2 separate regions of the Mus musculus genome follow, and region 2 is linked to region 1. Evidence: chromatin loops called from intact Hi-C (ENCODE). Cell type or tissue: left cerebral cortex. All regions are shown on one strand. Each heading gives the region's core, and the rest is flanking DNA. Links, peaks and the distances in the headings are about the cores only.

The links. A loop is a pair of places that touch in the nucleus more often than their neighbours do. Peaks named below come from ENCODE experiments on the same cell type or tissue, not always from the same donor. Only the 100,000 strongest peaks of a DNase experiment are listed, where the experiment ranks them.
Region 2: it touches region 1 in a loop (1.8-fold over the local background); 1 of 42 quality-filtered maps calls a loop at or near these places.

What each region holds. Positions count from the first base shown.
Region 1 is chr3:28,519,468-28,527,011 of GRCm38, forward strand. The region is part of intron 4 of Tnik (TRAF2 and NCK interacting kinase); the gene reads left to right. Among named protein-coding and RNA genes, the nearest start is that of Mir466q, 100 kb to the left of the region's middle. In left cerebral cortex, for the core only: no CTCF peak of the experiment used is centred there; DNase peaks (open chromatin) are centred at 3,875, 4,261 and 5,287; H3K27ac peaks cover 2,575 bases.
Region 2 is chr3:28,463,502-28,471,045 of GRCm38, forward strand. The region is part of intron 2 of Tnik (TRAF2 and NCK interacting kinase); the gene reads left to right. Among named protein-coding and RNA genes, the nearest start is that of Mir466q, 47 kb to the left of the region's middle. In left cerebral cortex, for the core only: no CTCF peak of the experiment used is centred there; a DNase peak (open chromatin) is centred at 3,808; H3K27ac peaks cover 990 bases.

The DNA.
Region 1 (7,544 bases), core at 1,886-5,885:
TCAACATCCTTAATCATCAGGGAAATGCAAATCAAAACAACCCTGAGATTCCACCTCACACCAGTGAGAATGGCTAAGATCAAAAATTCAGGTGACAGCAGATGCTGGCGAGGATGTGGAGAAAGAGGAACACTCCTCCATTGTTGGTGGGATTGCAGGCTTGTACAACCACTCTGGAAATCAGTCTGGCGGTTCCTCAGAAAATTGGACATAGTACTACCGGAGGATCCAGCAATACCTCTCCTGGGCATATATCCAGAAGAAGCCCCAACTGGTAAGAAGGACACATGCTCCACTATGTTCATAGCAGCCTTATTTATAATAGCCAGAAACTGGAAAGAACCCAGATGCCCCTCAACAGAGGAATGGATACAGAAAATGTGGTACATCTACACAATGGAGTACTACTCAGCTATTAAAAAGAATGAATTTATGAAATTCCTAGCCAAATGGATGGACCTGGAGAGCATCATCCTGAGTGAGGTAACACAATCACAAAGGAACTCACACAATATGTACTCACTGATAAGTGGATACTAGCCCAAAACCTAGGATACCCACGATATAAGATACAATTTCCTAAACACATGAAACTCAAGAAAAATGAAGACTGAAGTGTGGACACTATGCCCCTCCTTAGAAGTGGGAACAAAACACCCATGGAAGGAGTTACAGAAACAAAGTTTGGAGCTGAGATGAAAGGATGGACCATGTAGAGACTGCCATATCCAGGGATCCACCCCATAATCAGCATCCAAACGCTGACACCATTGCATATACTAGCAAGATTTTATCGAAAGGACCCAGATGTAGCTGTCTCTTGTGAGACTATGCCGGGGCCTAGCAAACACAGAAGTGGATGCTCACAGTCAGCTAATGGATGGATCACAGGGCTCCCAATGGAGGAGCTAGAGAAAGTATCCAAGGAGCTAAAGGGATCTTCAACCCTATAGGTGGAAAAACATTATGAACTAACCAGTACCCCTGAGCTCTTGACTCTAGCTGCATATGTATCAAAAGATGGCCTAGTCGGCCATCACTGGAAAGAGAGGCCCATTGGACACGCAGACTTTGTGTGCCCCGGTACAGGGGAACGCCAGGGCCAAAGGGGGGGAGTGGGTGGGTAGGGGAGTGGGGGTGGGTGGGTAAGGGGGACTTTTGGTATAGCATTGGAAATGTAAATGAGCTAAATACCTAATAAAAAATGGAAAAAAAAAAAAAAAGAATTTAGCAAGGCCTAGGAGATAGGGGAGTTGTGATATTGCATTATTCATGAGGCCTGCCAAGAGCAGAACCCCCTGGTGCTAGCCTTCTCAAGGTTCAAAGGTATAGCACTAGAGTGTGAAATCCTTACCTGTCACTAAGCTGACCCTAGGCAGGACTGCTTTATCTTTACTGTAAACATTTACCTGGTTCCTGTAAGTCCCTTTGTAGTCATTCCTTTGTTTTGTATCAGGTAACTTCAATGTACCTTGCCTGCTGTGACTTCCAACCCCATATATTTTCTGTACTATATAAAACTGGTATTCACTTTGTGAGAATACATTCAGGTTCTACACAATCTCACATGTTGATCTGTCTGTCACTGGCTAATGCCTTGCCCACCTGCCCCAGAAACTCATTCCATGCAGACAAAGGGACCCAGAGGATCTGCAGCAGGGTGGGTTGAGGAGCAGGGGGAGGGAGGACAGGGGAGGAGTTTTTTGGAGGGGAAACTAGGAAAGGGGATAACATTTGAAATGTAAGTAAAGCAAATATCTAATAAAAAAAGAATCACATTAGAGATTCTCAGATAGTGACTAGAAATTCTTATTTTAAACAGTACAACGTAAGATCCTTTTGATTAAGTCTAAATAATTTCTGTCCCTCTTCAAACCCTCTTCAAACCCCATTTTATTTCAATATATACCTTTCTTTAGTCATCACAAAAGGAAATTTTATGCCTCATGACACTTTATTTTATGAATGCTGTAAATCTGAAAAACAGAACAAAACCAGTTGAAGTTTTCAACAACAGCCCACTGTTTAAAAAAAAAGAACATATGCTTGCATACATTCCTATAAATCCAAGAATATATTAACATTGAGAAAGAAATTAGTGCTACCCTTTCAGATATTAAACATGGGAGACTATAAATCAATCGTTTTACTTATTCATGCTTTTATTCATTCATTTGATAATTCAACAAATATAACAAATATTTACTGGATGCTTATTTTGCACCAAACATTATATGGTTTGAGGGAAAGATAGCAGATTCATTAATAAATGATGTTTTTGTTTCAAATAACTCTCAATGGCTAACCCTATAAAATGGATGGAATCTACATCACATGAAATTGCTATTTACCTTAAATATATGTACTAAAAATAATTTCTGGCTGTTTATCCTATCTTTAATAAATATGCTGAAAATATTGTGTAAATATCTAAAAAAAAAAAAAAAAAAATGAGCCTTTCCCCTTGAAAAGAAACTCATTTCCATCACTGGTTGTTGCTTTTATGAGTAGAGAACTTCCTTTGTAGACATACACTAAGTCACTGTCCTAGGGAAACAAATGAATCTCATTACTTGAGAGCAGAAATCCAAGAAGGTGGGACTTTGTAAGTGTGGGAGTCTAAAATGGTCAGGAGAACGGCTCTGAGCAGAGGCTGCTGCCTTGCCCTTAGTGCAGGATTTATGAACTGGGGTGGGGGGTGGGGCTGCTGACAAGATGGAAAACCTAATTTTTTTTGTAATCCCAAGAACTTTCATTTAAATTGTTTACACTGGTTTTTGCCTTAACAAAAGAATGACTTTGTCTGTATTCAAAACTGATTGTGAAGCTCCTGGCTCTCGGTTTAGATTAACATTGACCTAAGGTTCTTGTCCACACCTTGCTTCTCAGGACCTTCGGCTGTCAAGGTACTCTACCGTGAATTTGCAAAGCCTATGATTTTTAGCTTTGTTCTGGTTTTTGTTTTTTTCTGTTTGTGGTGGGGAGCACTGAGTGTGTATGAGTGTGTGTCCATCTACATATGACCATCCATGCAGAAGCCAGAGGAAGGCATTAGCTATCTTCCTCAGTCTACTTTCCACATTATATTTTAAAGACAAAGTCTATTCTCCAGACTCAATGCTCCTTTTGATGAAGATGCCTGACTTGTGGTTACCCATGATCCACCTATCTGACTGTGACCCAATGCTTGGATTATATTGTTACATGCAGCCTAAGGTCTACATGGGTGTTAGGTATTTGAAGTCATATCCTCTTGCCTGCTTGTCAAGTGCCATTATTGAAAAGTGAGACATTTCCCCAGCCTGACTTTCCCTACCTTTAACCTGGCTAAAACCTTACTCCTAATTCCTATTTTTTTTTCTGTTTGAGTTTAATATTTTGAGATGCAGAATTATACATACTTACTATTTCTGTGTATGCATGTGCATTTGTGTGTGGGTATGTGTTTGTGTGTATGTGTAAAAACGTATGTATTTATGGTGGGGTATATGTGGAGGCCAGAGGACAATTCCAAGAATTATTCCACAAGACCCATACAGCTTAAGTTTTGAGACAAGACCACTCATTGGCCTAAAGCTTGCTCATTACGTTAGGCTGGCTGGCCAGCGAGTCCCAGGGATCTGCCTGTCTCTGGTCCTCCAGTATCCCCTGCCTGTGTATTTCTGTGGGAGCCAGGGATCTGGTTCCTTGTGCTTGCAGGGCAAGCACTTCACTGGCTGGGCTGTTATCACAGCCTATGTTTCTTCTCCCCTTTAGGTTAATTCCTTTGTTGGAATCTGTGGAGCTCATATGTATGTGATGAGTCACTCCTGCTAAGGAAATTACCCAGGAGTTCGCACATAGCTGCTTGTGAAATGGATGCTGTCACACTGGCTCTGCTTGGACATGGATGACTGATAGCCCATGATCTTGGTCTGTAGGCAGGCTTTGCTTGCTAAAAATACCAGTTGGCTCGGATTATTCAAAATGCCTTTGTTACTAGCAGAGCAAAAGCCTGCCCGCAACCTCGTGGACAGCGTGGGGGACACTTGGCAGTCCTTTTATCTTTGCATAACTTATACTTTGTTTGAGAATTCTCCAGTCTAAAAATAAAAATTAATTTTTTTTCTTTTTAAACCTCAATACATGCTCATTTAAAGTTGAATATGCAAGGCTGTTCAGTTTGCTTTTGTGTTTCTGTATGGAGGCATTTCCTATTGTGAGATTTAAACGACCCCTGGCAAATGAAGCAACTTCTTTCAAAGCTGCTGAATTTTGAGTTTGGTTCACACCTTCATAAATCATGCAGATGGGATCTGTGGCTCTTCCCAACCACACAAGATAAAAATACCACGTTCCTCCCGGAGCTTTCTAAACCTCCAAGGTCACTAGGCTGATTTTTTACAGGGCTGGGATTTCTTGGAAGTTGCTTCTAAACTTTTCTTAGTCTCTTCAGAGGTTTGGTTCATCCTAGGGAGAACTCAACCCCTTGATCCTGTTCCCAGCCCTGCTGCCTGACCCTCTCTTTCCCACTAAAGAGAAAGGATCCACTTATTGTCACTTATTCTTGTGGGTGACTGACTGGCATCATCTTAGAAGGACAGGCTCCTGTCCAGACATTCTGACTTAGGACCTACAACATTAAAATGCCATCTTGAGACTTTGTTCCTTTCTATAGGAACTTAGAGCTGATTAACTAACGAGTGACTGAATTCTCTCGGGATCTGGAAAATTATCTCAGAATTGACCTTCAGAAGTCACTGAGGTTGTAAAATGAAGTGGTTGGACTTCATGGTTCTCTGCCAAGACCTATGCTCTGTGCCATGTGAAGAAGACTGAAATCAGGGCTGACTCCATGCTTCTGTCATATCTAGGAGAGGTGGAGAATAAAGCACATTCTTGGCAAAAGTTATACACGTGTGTGTTTGCATATGTGTGCATGTGTGAATACATATGTGTATATGCATGTGCATATGTGTTTGTATACATGCCTGTGTATGTGTGCATGAGAGGGGGGAGAGAGAGATGTTGGAACTAGAGCTTCTCATAAACTCCATTACTAAGTAATATTTCTACCTCAACACTGCAAAGAAACAATATTGTGTTTCATAGTAATAGACAACTGGCAAAAATCTATAGCAATCAACCATGTGAATTGCGAAATGTGTCAGGACTCAGTTCTTAGAAAACAACCTTTTTTACTTAGACAGACATAGTTATTCAAGTAATCCAAGCATTTATTTTTATAATCTATTCACATTATACCATGCTCTTTTTAGAATCCATCCTTCAGGCCCCAAGCCAGTCCCCATCTGCTTAAGCACACTTCTCTCACCGAATTCAATTTAGCCTCCTTTCTTTCTTCCCAAGTGGTAGGAATAGTTTCTGACCCAGTTGTTCAGAGGATACTGATGATTTTTAAATCTCTGATTTCTTTCAGTATCCTGTCTGACACTTCCATTACTGCCTCCTTCCTTGGAACAACACGTTGTCTGGAGGGTAGACTGTCTCTTTGTTTTGTGGTACAAACTTGAGCAAAATGACTTGGCACTGTTTCATCAGAGGCCCTAGAAGCACCTATGCCCATTGCCTTTCAAGCTCCTTCTGCCCGGTGACATTACCACGCAATTGAACATGACCTCTAGGACAGAGTGGTCATGCTAAGAGGCAGTCAGCTATATATATTTGAGGGTTCTGGTTACTGGCAGCTTTCCATTTGTTAGTGAAACTAACGTTCACATCAGGTCTGTATGTCTATGGTTTATATATATGCATGTTCTTTTTTTGTGCAATGTACCTGCATATGTGTGTGTGTTAGCACTCGTATGCTGGATGTTAACCTCTGGTGTTTTCCTCAGGAGCTATCCATGTGTGTGTGTGTGTGTGTGTGTGTGTGTGTGTGTGTGTCTGAATGTCTGTGTGTGTGTGTGTGTCTGTGTGTGTGTGTGTGTGTCGTCTGTGTGTGTGTGTGTAAAGGTTGGGGCATCTCTTATTCTAACCAGTTAGGTTGCCAATTAGGTTACACTATTGAGCTGACAAGCTCTGGAGATCTTCCTGTCTCTGCCTGCCCAGTACTGCTCTCACAAGTACAGGTTGCATACCCAGTTTTATCTGGGTGCTGTGTGTGGAACTCAGGTCCTTGTATTTGCATGACAAACACTTCAAACCCTGAGCCATCTTCCTGGTCCCCGATGCTTATTCATAGCAATTTAACCAGAGTGGAGATGGGATAGTCCTGGCTAGGGAACATGTCTATGGCGGTTATCATTTAGTGTCAACTTGATAGGATCTTGTTGACAGAATATTGTATGTCTGTATGGATATGACCCCTGCTAAGAAAAATATGATGGCCTATAGCTTAGGCAAGAAATAGGAGGTGGGATATCAGGAGGCAGAAAGGATTCTGGGATACTGCCCAGTGGGAGATTTACCCTGAAAGATGTGAGGACGAGACAGATGCATGGTATCTGAACACATGTAACCAGCCACATGGTAGAATGTAGACTAGAATAAATGGGTTATTTTAAGTTATGGTCTAGTCAGAGAAAAGCCTAGCTGTATGGCCAATTGACATTTTGAGACTCTTATTTCTGGAAGCATGGGACTGGAAGGAAAAAACAGACCAAATGTTAATAGGATCTAGAATCACCCAAGAGCAAATCCTCTGGCCAAGTCAGTGATGTACTATCGAGACTAGGCTAGCCTCTGGCTATGTTTGTGAAGGGTTATCTTGATTAAGTTCCTTGATATAAAAGACTTATCCACTATGGTGAGACAATTCCATGAGCTGGGGTCCCAGAGTGAACAAAAGGCAGAAATCTAGCGGAACAAAAGCCTTCATCTTCCTCTGCTTCCTCACTATGGATACAATGTAACCAGCTGCTCCGATCTTCTCACACTTCGCCTTACTCACTGTGATAGGCTATGGCTTTGAACTGTAAGACAACACGCTTTTGTAACAGGTCATGTAACTAATGCAGTGTCTAGGTCACAAAGTTACTAAGATGATGTTTTTTATGCCTTAATGAGTATTCACTCTGGGTAAGGCCAAAGACAATAAAAAGAAAACTGAGATGAGAGTCATGCAAAAGATTTTTGTTTACTTTTTGTTTTGTTTGTAAATCAGCAAGCTGTTAAGTGCCCAGCATATTAAGTTCTAAATAAGTGCTGATGTATCTTGTTGACTTAGTGTAAACTCTGAGGAAGCTGTCTTTCCTGGGAGATACTAATGATCCATTGCATCCTCCATGTGAGATCCTGACTTGCCTCACTTAGTCAGGCTTGGCATGTTGAGCCCTATGTCTGTTTATTAATGAGATGGGGCTACTTATGGGGAGGGAAGGTCCCTGCTGCGTGGTGGAAGTAATTATCAGTGTTGCTGTGTGGCTGTAGGAACTCATTGCTGGCAAGTTCTGGTTTCTTTCAGTTTCTTTCTTTCCTTCTTTAGAGTCCCATTACATAATTTAACAATCATTTTGTTCCTCAGTGAGATGAAAAGAATGGAGCGGCCCTCAGCTGCAGCTGAATAGAGAAACAAGATTATAGAAATCACTAACATTAGTGCC
Region 2 (7,544 bases), core at 1,905-5,904, 56 kb before region 1:
AAAAGTCACGGTGATTACTAATTTTTAGCTTGACAAAATTAAAATAGTTTTTAACAGCATGGAAGCACTATAAAGTAGGGCGCAGTGGAACCAGGAAGAACTTAGCACCTCAAAGTCTACTGAACTCGTCAAGACAGGAAAAGAGCTGGTAGATATGAAACCTGCGTGGACTCATCCACCATTACAGGTCCAGGAGCAGCCATGCATGGCTTCTGGCCTACACGTGCCTTAGGTTTGAGTCTTCAGAACCACAGTGGGGATATTGACCCCACTAGTGATACTTCACTGAAGTAAATAAGAGGAAAACTGTGGAGAACATGGTACCATGCACAATTCACATGTATCGTCCTACCTGAACTAGTTAGATATTCCCTCACAACATTCCTAGAGGATAACCCAATCTTGTAAGTTCTTCACTGACACTCCACAACAATCTAGATTGTGTCAGGCTGATAATTAAATGTAACTATCACTCTCAGTATTACTTGGATATTCATAATGGTGTATCAGTGTGTCCGATGCAGAACAGGAGGCGAAAAGAGACAACACAAGTATTCAGAACATTGCCATGGCAAGATATGTTCTTATGAAGTGTTGTGGCCTAAGATTCATTTATTTACTTTGAAATAGAATGTTAGGAAACAACTGCCTTTCGAGAGAGAATTTCTAGTTTGTAAATCAGGGTCTTAGGCCAAATTGATCCAATTAAGAAAGGCACTGTAGTATCTAAGCCTCAGGTTCCTATGCCAAATGGGAGGTTCAACTGTCAGTGGTTTCTCCAGTCACCTCTGGCTGAATATTCTGAGTCTCTGAATAAAGTTAGAAAAGATAATGGAACAGACACTATTAAGTGTGGTCTAAGAACATCTTGCTTCAGAGATGGTGTTGTAGTTTCATTTTTTGTAGCTGAGATTAAACATGGGACAAAAAGCAACTTGTAGGAGACCATGTCTACTGAACTTGTAACATTTCCAGGTATAGCCTATTATAGGAAGGAAGTCATAGTGACTTGCTTAGAGCAGATAGTCACATCCATATTCAACACACCACCTGCCTAAGGAATGGTACCACCAGCAGTGGGCTTGGTCTTCTCATATCAATTAATTTAACTAAGAGAATCCAAGACAGTCCTCCCCACAGACATGCCCACAGGCCAACCCAATTTACATAGTCCCTCACAGAGCCTCTCTTCCTGGGGAATTCTAGGTTATACTGAGTTAACAATTGAATCTAATTATCATACAGATGATTCTTCTTGGAGTTTATCTAGCCCTGATTGCTTTTAGGAAAGTTTATGAGAAGTTCTGTTGGTTTTGAGTAGATGGCCCTTGAGTAGAATGCATTTGTACTGATGTTAAATACTCCAATGGTTGTGATGTAATATAATGAGATGAGAAAGTGGAAAATTACTTTGCTCCAGAGTAACTGGGTCATATTAAGAATATGTACTTGTGTTTTCTTAAAATAACTAAGCTTCTATGATTGTGTCCCAAATCAAAACCAAAAAACTTTTAAACAAAAATATCACAAATAAGAAATAAGTTTGTGCGGCCAGGCATGGTGGCGCATGCCTTTAATCCCAGCACTTGGGAGGCAGAGGCAAGCGGATTTCTGAGTTCAAGGCCAGCCTGGTCTACAAAGTGAGTTCCAGAACAGCCAGAGCTACACAGAGAAACCCTGTCTCGGGGAAAAAAAAAGTAAGTTTGTGAACATTAATGGTGTTGGTGCTTGGGGTGACAGAAGGACCTGAGGATAAGCAGGTTAGCCTCTTCAGTCCTGAATAAACATGCCTGTCCCCATTCTCTGAGCTTCTCAGTTCACAAACTCTGGGGAACAAGCACAGAGAGCGTCTGAGGCTCAGAGGGAACGAATATCCAGGATTCGGTGCTCAGTAACTACCAGAGACTTCAGAGCTTTGGGTTCTCTAGCCCAGTGAAGAAACACAAAGCCTGCAGCTTGGCCTCCTGTAGACCCTGGGGTCTACAGTGTCCGTGACAGTAACTTTCAGAATTTAACAATTACATACCTAATTGGCCTTTGAATTGTCATCTTCCCAGGGATGAAAAGATTACCTGGTGGTATAGGCTTGTGATCTTACATACTCAAGAAACTCAGTGAGGCTCTGTTTAATATTAAAAGGTAAAAATGAGGTGCAATATGAGAGATGGTTTTAAAGCATACATGAGGCTCCAGGCTCAGTGTAAGGGGAGAGGGGCAGACTGACAGAAAATTGTGACGGCTGCGATTTAATGGAATTTCAAAGTAAAACTACAGCTGCCTGCCTGCCAAGCTACTTGCCTCCACTGTTGCTCTCGAGCATTGGGTACAGGGCAAATTGGGTAGGACTTGTAATTTTCATTTGTGTCTGGTAAAGATATTTGCTAGAATCTATGATTCTCCATATTCGTTTCTCTCCATAGTCCCTGTCTGTATGCTGTGCATGTATATGTGGGTATTGGTTCCTATAGGAGTCCCTGTCTATGTGGGCCCACATGCACATAAGGTCAACCTTAGTTCTCATTCCATCTCGACTTTAAAAATATATCTCTCTCTCTCTCTCTCCCTCTCTCTCTCTCTCTCTCTCTCACTCACTCACACACACACACACACACACACACACACATACACACAGTGTGTGTGTGTGTGTGTATGCACAAGTATGCATGCATGTACATGCATGCATGCCAGCATGCCAGGATGCATGTGTGGAGGTCAGAAGACAACCTGTGAGAGTTTATTTTCTTCTTCCACAATGGGGATCATCATCAGGTCATCAGGCTTGGTGGCAGTTGCTCTTACCTGCAAAGTTCTCTCACTGGTGCCACCTCATGTTCTGAAACAGGGCCTGTCATTGGCTGGGAGCTAGCCAATTAGGTTAAGCTGGTTGGGTAGTGATCATCATGGACCTGCTTAACTTTGCCTTCCCAAAATTGGAATTCTGATAGAGCGCTACCACGTCTGGCTTTTTCTTTCCCTTCTTCTGTGGATTCTGGGTTCAAACTCTAATCCACATCCTTCTGTAGCTACTGAGCTATCTCCCCAGATCCTCTTTCCTAGTTCTTTATGAAGAAATGTGGGAGACTAATTCCTCACAGCCACAGTACTGACAATGGTGGTGAATACTCCTGCTATATCTGCTGCCTCTACTCTAACCTCAGAGAGCGCTTTGAAGACACTCTTGGCCAGGCCTCACCACCGCAGAGGTGTCTGGGTTTGCCTTAGATTAACTAAAACTGAAGGGGCTGTTCAAGGATGGGAATGAGGGATGGAGAAGATAAAGTTCCTCCGCGCCAGGGGCTTTGCTAATTGCTGCACACTCCAGCATTAAAGTGAGCCATGAACTTCTCCCTACTGTGTCTGTCTCTACCCTTCCCAGAATGTCTTGCATATACTCTGCATGCCTTTGAAAGCAGAAGGAAGGACAGCTGATTGGATCTCAGTAAAGCATGACTCGTCAGCTTTTTAAGTAATCTATTCTTATTGGTCTTAGATTTTTCCTTAAACACCTTATGTAAAATAAACCCCCAGTATCAGAAAAGATTTGAAAACAAAGACAGCAAAATAGCAGCAAGTGTAGTTATTTGGTGAGAAGTTGTCAAGATTATCTTTAAATACTTGGCTTTGGAAAAACATCCAATTTGACCCCTAGGAATTTTGTAAAGTGTTTTACCCACTAAAGACATAGAAGGCAGTTCTATTGAGCTTTCTAAATGGGCTGTGTGAGCCCATTTGTTTAAACCAAACACAAAAGTGTCTTAGGTTTTAATGAATCTAACTGAAATTTTAGCTAAAAACAACTCATTGGAAACCAGATGGCACAGCTACCACTGTGAGCCAAGTTTAACTCTCTTGTTTTCTGAAGTGTGGATCCATTTAGCTCCATAGAACTCATAGTACAAAGAGGCCATTAATTCTGCAAGCCCCTGTACCATAGTCTATCTCTCTATCTCTCCCTCCCTCCCTCATTCTCTTCCTTTCCCTCTCTGTTCTTTCTTTACCACCTCCTACACATACACACACTTCTCTATAAGCACATGGCCACTCAATTTGAGGACCATAAGCTGTGTATATATGGTCACTAACATAGATCACCATGACACATTCCAAAGGAGAAATCAACCTCAAATGGCAAGTTTTTGTCAGTGTGCCCACGTGTGGCTGTGTAAATTACTTTTTTTCTAGGGAGAGAGAACATCCAAGCTCCTAAACCATCTAATGAGAAAACAGAGGTAATTATTAACTCATAATGAGATTGTGATCATTTCATTGATTGTTTTTACATGAAACCATACCAGGGAGATAGGCAAGTCTCTCAGAGTTCCCAAGAAAGTCCAGAGAACAGAAAGAGAAATCCTGAGAACCAGGCTGAATCAGCAGAAGGGCACATGTCTAGGCATGGATTCCCTAGGAAAAAAAAAAAAGTGGAGAGAAGCCATAAATGGGCCTGAGGTGGAAGGAGTTCCTTTGAAATCTGTTGTAACTTGGCACTTGGCTGACCCCAGCCAAGAGAAGCCTAGACTTGGCTCACCTTTAATGGTGTCATAGATAGCTTGTGCGGTTGCTATAGGTAGTTATTTTGAATCCAGGTTTCCTGTTGGCTCAGCTTCCTTTGATGGACAGGGGGCCTTGGAAATAGGTGAGGGGAGTCAGAAACCAGCCAGAGGGCTCCACACGTGAGTCATCTTCCTGTGTCTGAGAACAACACTATTGCCGCTTCCTCTCTGACAGCTGCTCCTGTCAGTAAGAACATCATTCGTGAGCCAGACTGGTCTTTAAGGGATCCTTATTTATTGGTGCTGAAGGTTTCTGGATTGTTCATTTTCTTTGTTTTGTTTCTCCACAGTTCTCAATAAAATATTAATCACAAAAGATTTTTTAGAATCACTTCTAGTTTCCCAAGGACACTAAGAGTTATACCCACCAAACCTTGGTTCAGCTATATTTTATTGCCCACGTGGCTTCCTGGAGACAGCACATATGCTTTTCATTTTGCTGCCATTATTCTTCATGAGATTACAAAAATATCAATCATGGCTGTGCTTAAAAGAAAAAAAAAAGGAAGACAATAGCGGAAGAATATGCTTGGAATATAAGCATAAGGGAAACGCATTCATCTGTGGTGTCCAGGGACAGTCTGAGTACAGGAACCCAAACAGGCTCACTTCCCTTGGGAATCAGATTCATCAGCCATGGAACCAGAACTGGAGCCATTGCTTGTGGTTGTCAGAGATGTTTGGAGGTATCCCCTCAGCAGTCTATAGTCTGGGTCCTATCCACCCTGCTGGTGTAACGTGATGAGCCTAGGTTAGGATGGAAGAGTAGCAATGCCTCCATTTCATGGTGCCAGCTCAGCTGCTGCTTAAATGGGTGGCAAAGATGAAGGAAGAGTTAATGCCTCCAGAGAGGGTGACACAGCCAGTTGGTATCCCTGGAGATTCCCAGCTATTGGAAACCTTAGCTGGACATTTTGTAAGTGGAATGGGTACTGGCATATGTGCCATGTCTAGCATGCCCCAATTGCCATCTGAATGTTCTTCTCCATTCCAGGTAGTCAGCTCAAGGTCGGTGTTGTGATAAATAGAAGCACAGTTAACAGAGGGCTCCTGCAACAAGGATATTAACCATTGTATGAACATCTGACACACAGATGCTCTCCCAACTCCTATCAGGGAAGGATGGTGTTACCATTCCTGGAGGAGATCACTGAGGTTGTTCAAATGCTAATGGTTTTTAAAGGGAGACCTTGAAAGTTTTTAAAATTGTGTATGTGGTTAGGTGTAACTCTGTGTGACTATACACACACACACACACACACACACACATACATGAAAAAAGAAAGAAAAATACCCAACTGTGTGGTGTGGTGTGTGTGTGTGTGTGTGTGTGTGTGTGTGTGTGTGTATGTGCGTGTGTGATGTGGCGTGCAAATGAAGGCCACAGGTCAACCTTGGGTGCTGTTCTTCACGTACTGTCTACCTTGTTTCTTGAGACAGCTCCCTCTTGTCCCACCTCCACCTCTCCAGCTCAAGCATTAACGATACACACTACAACTCTATTATTTTCATGCAGGTGCGAGGGACACATACTCAGGGCCTCACGCTTGCTTGGCAAACAGTGTACGGACTGAGCTCCAGCCTCTCCAGCCCTAATTATCTTCTTTATGGATTGTGTTTCCATTATTTCATTTCTTAGCTAGATAGAATTTCTCTTGGCTCTGGGAATGGTGGGGCCATTTGTTGAATAATGTCTGATAGTATAAGAATGTCTGGCAGTTTTCTTTCTGTCTTTATACATACTGAATCAGGCAGATGCAAAATAAACTCTCGAAGAAGAAGCAAGTCTCAAGCAAGCCCTGGAACAGCCATGCACAGAATAGGCACCAGCCTGAGCACTACACAGACTTTGCTTTTTGCCCAGTTAGGAACTTCAACTCTCTTCTTTTGTCTTCTGTGTCAATATTAGTAAACATCTGTCTTACTGTGTCTCGGTGCATTTGTATAATTCTACTTTACTCCCCTTCACTTAGTTCCCCCGGGGGCTGGACCCCACCCTATGCTACCAGTTACCAGTGTATACTGGGCCAGTAACTCCAAAAGACAGGGAAATTTCACAGCCATAGAGGTCTTGGAAAGGACTGAAAATCCTTTTTGAAACGATGACTTTTTTAGTCCCCTCCCTCAATATCTCTGAAATGCTGAATGCCAGCCATCATATCTGAAAAATGGGAAATAAAAACATCCATTTTGCTAAGGCTGGGAGAAGTGCCTCAATTTGTAAACTGCTCGCTGCATAAGCATCAGGACCAAAGCATGCATGTCAGCATCCAGAGAACCTAGGTTCCAATCCCAGCACCCACATGGCAGCTCACAATGGTCTGTAACTCCAAGACAAGACAACCTCACACAGACATACATGATGGCAAAACACCAACGCACATAGAGTGAAAATAAATACACAAAAAATTAAGGTGGAAGAGCAATTGAGAAGAAACACAGCATTGGCCTCTGGCATGCACATGCACTCACATGTGTGCATACAGTACCCCTACACACACACACACACACACACACACACACACACACACCTACATACATACATATATACATACATACATACATACATACATACATACATACATACATACATAGATGCATACATTCATACAACACACATTCCAGTTTTGAGCCTATGGTATGAGACGCTCTTTTGCTAGGACATTGGCACTTCAGCTTGAACTCCTGTTGTCTACTGGCTCATTAGAGCACACCATGTTTAGTCTCAGCTCCTTTGGAGCAGCAGTATGGTAGATAGACACTTGGCTGGCTACCTAGCAAGACCTTTTCCTTTTTGGAAATTTGCCACTGCAAGATGTTTTAAAAATCTGTTGAGCAGGTGATGTCTAGGTACTAACTAGAAAAACAACTAAAACGTGCAATCCAGTGTTTGCAAAACAGGCTGTTCTCAAAACAATTAACCATAGGATTCTGAAGCAATCTTAGCTGGAACTAAGCTATGTAAACTTAGTTTTAACAAAATAGCATTAA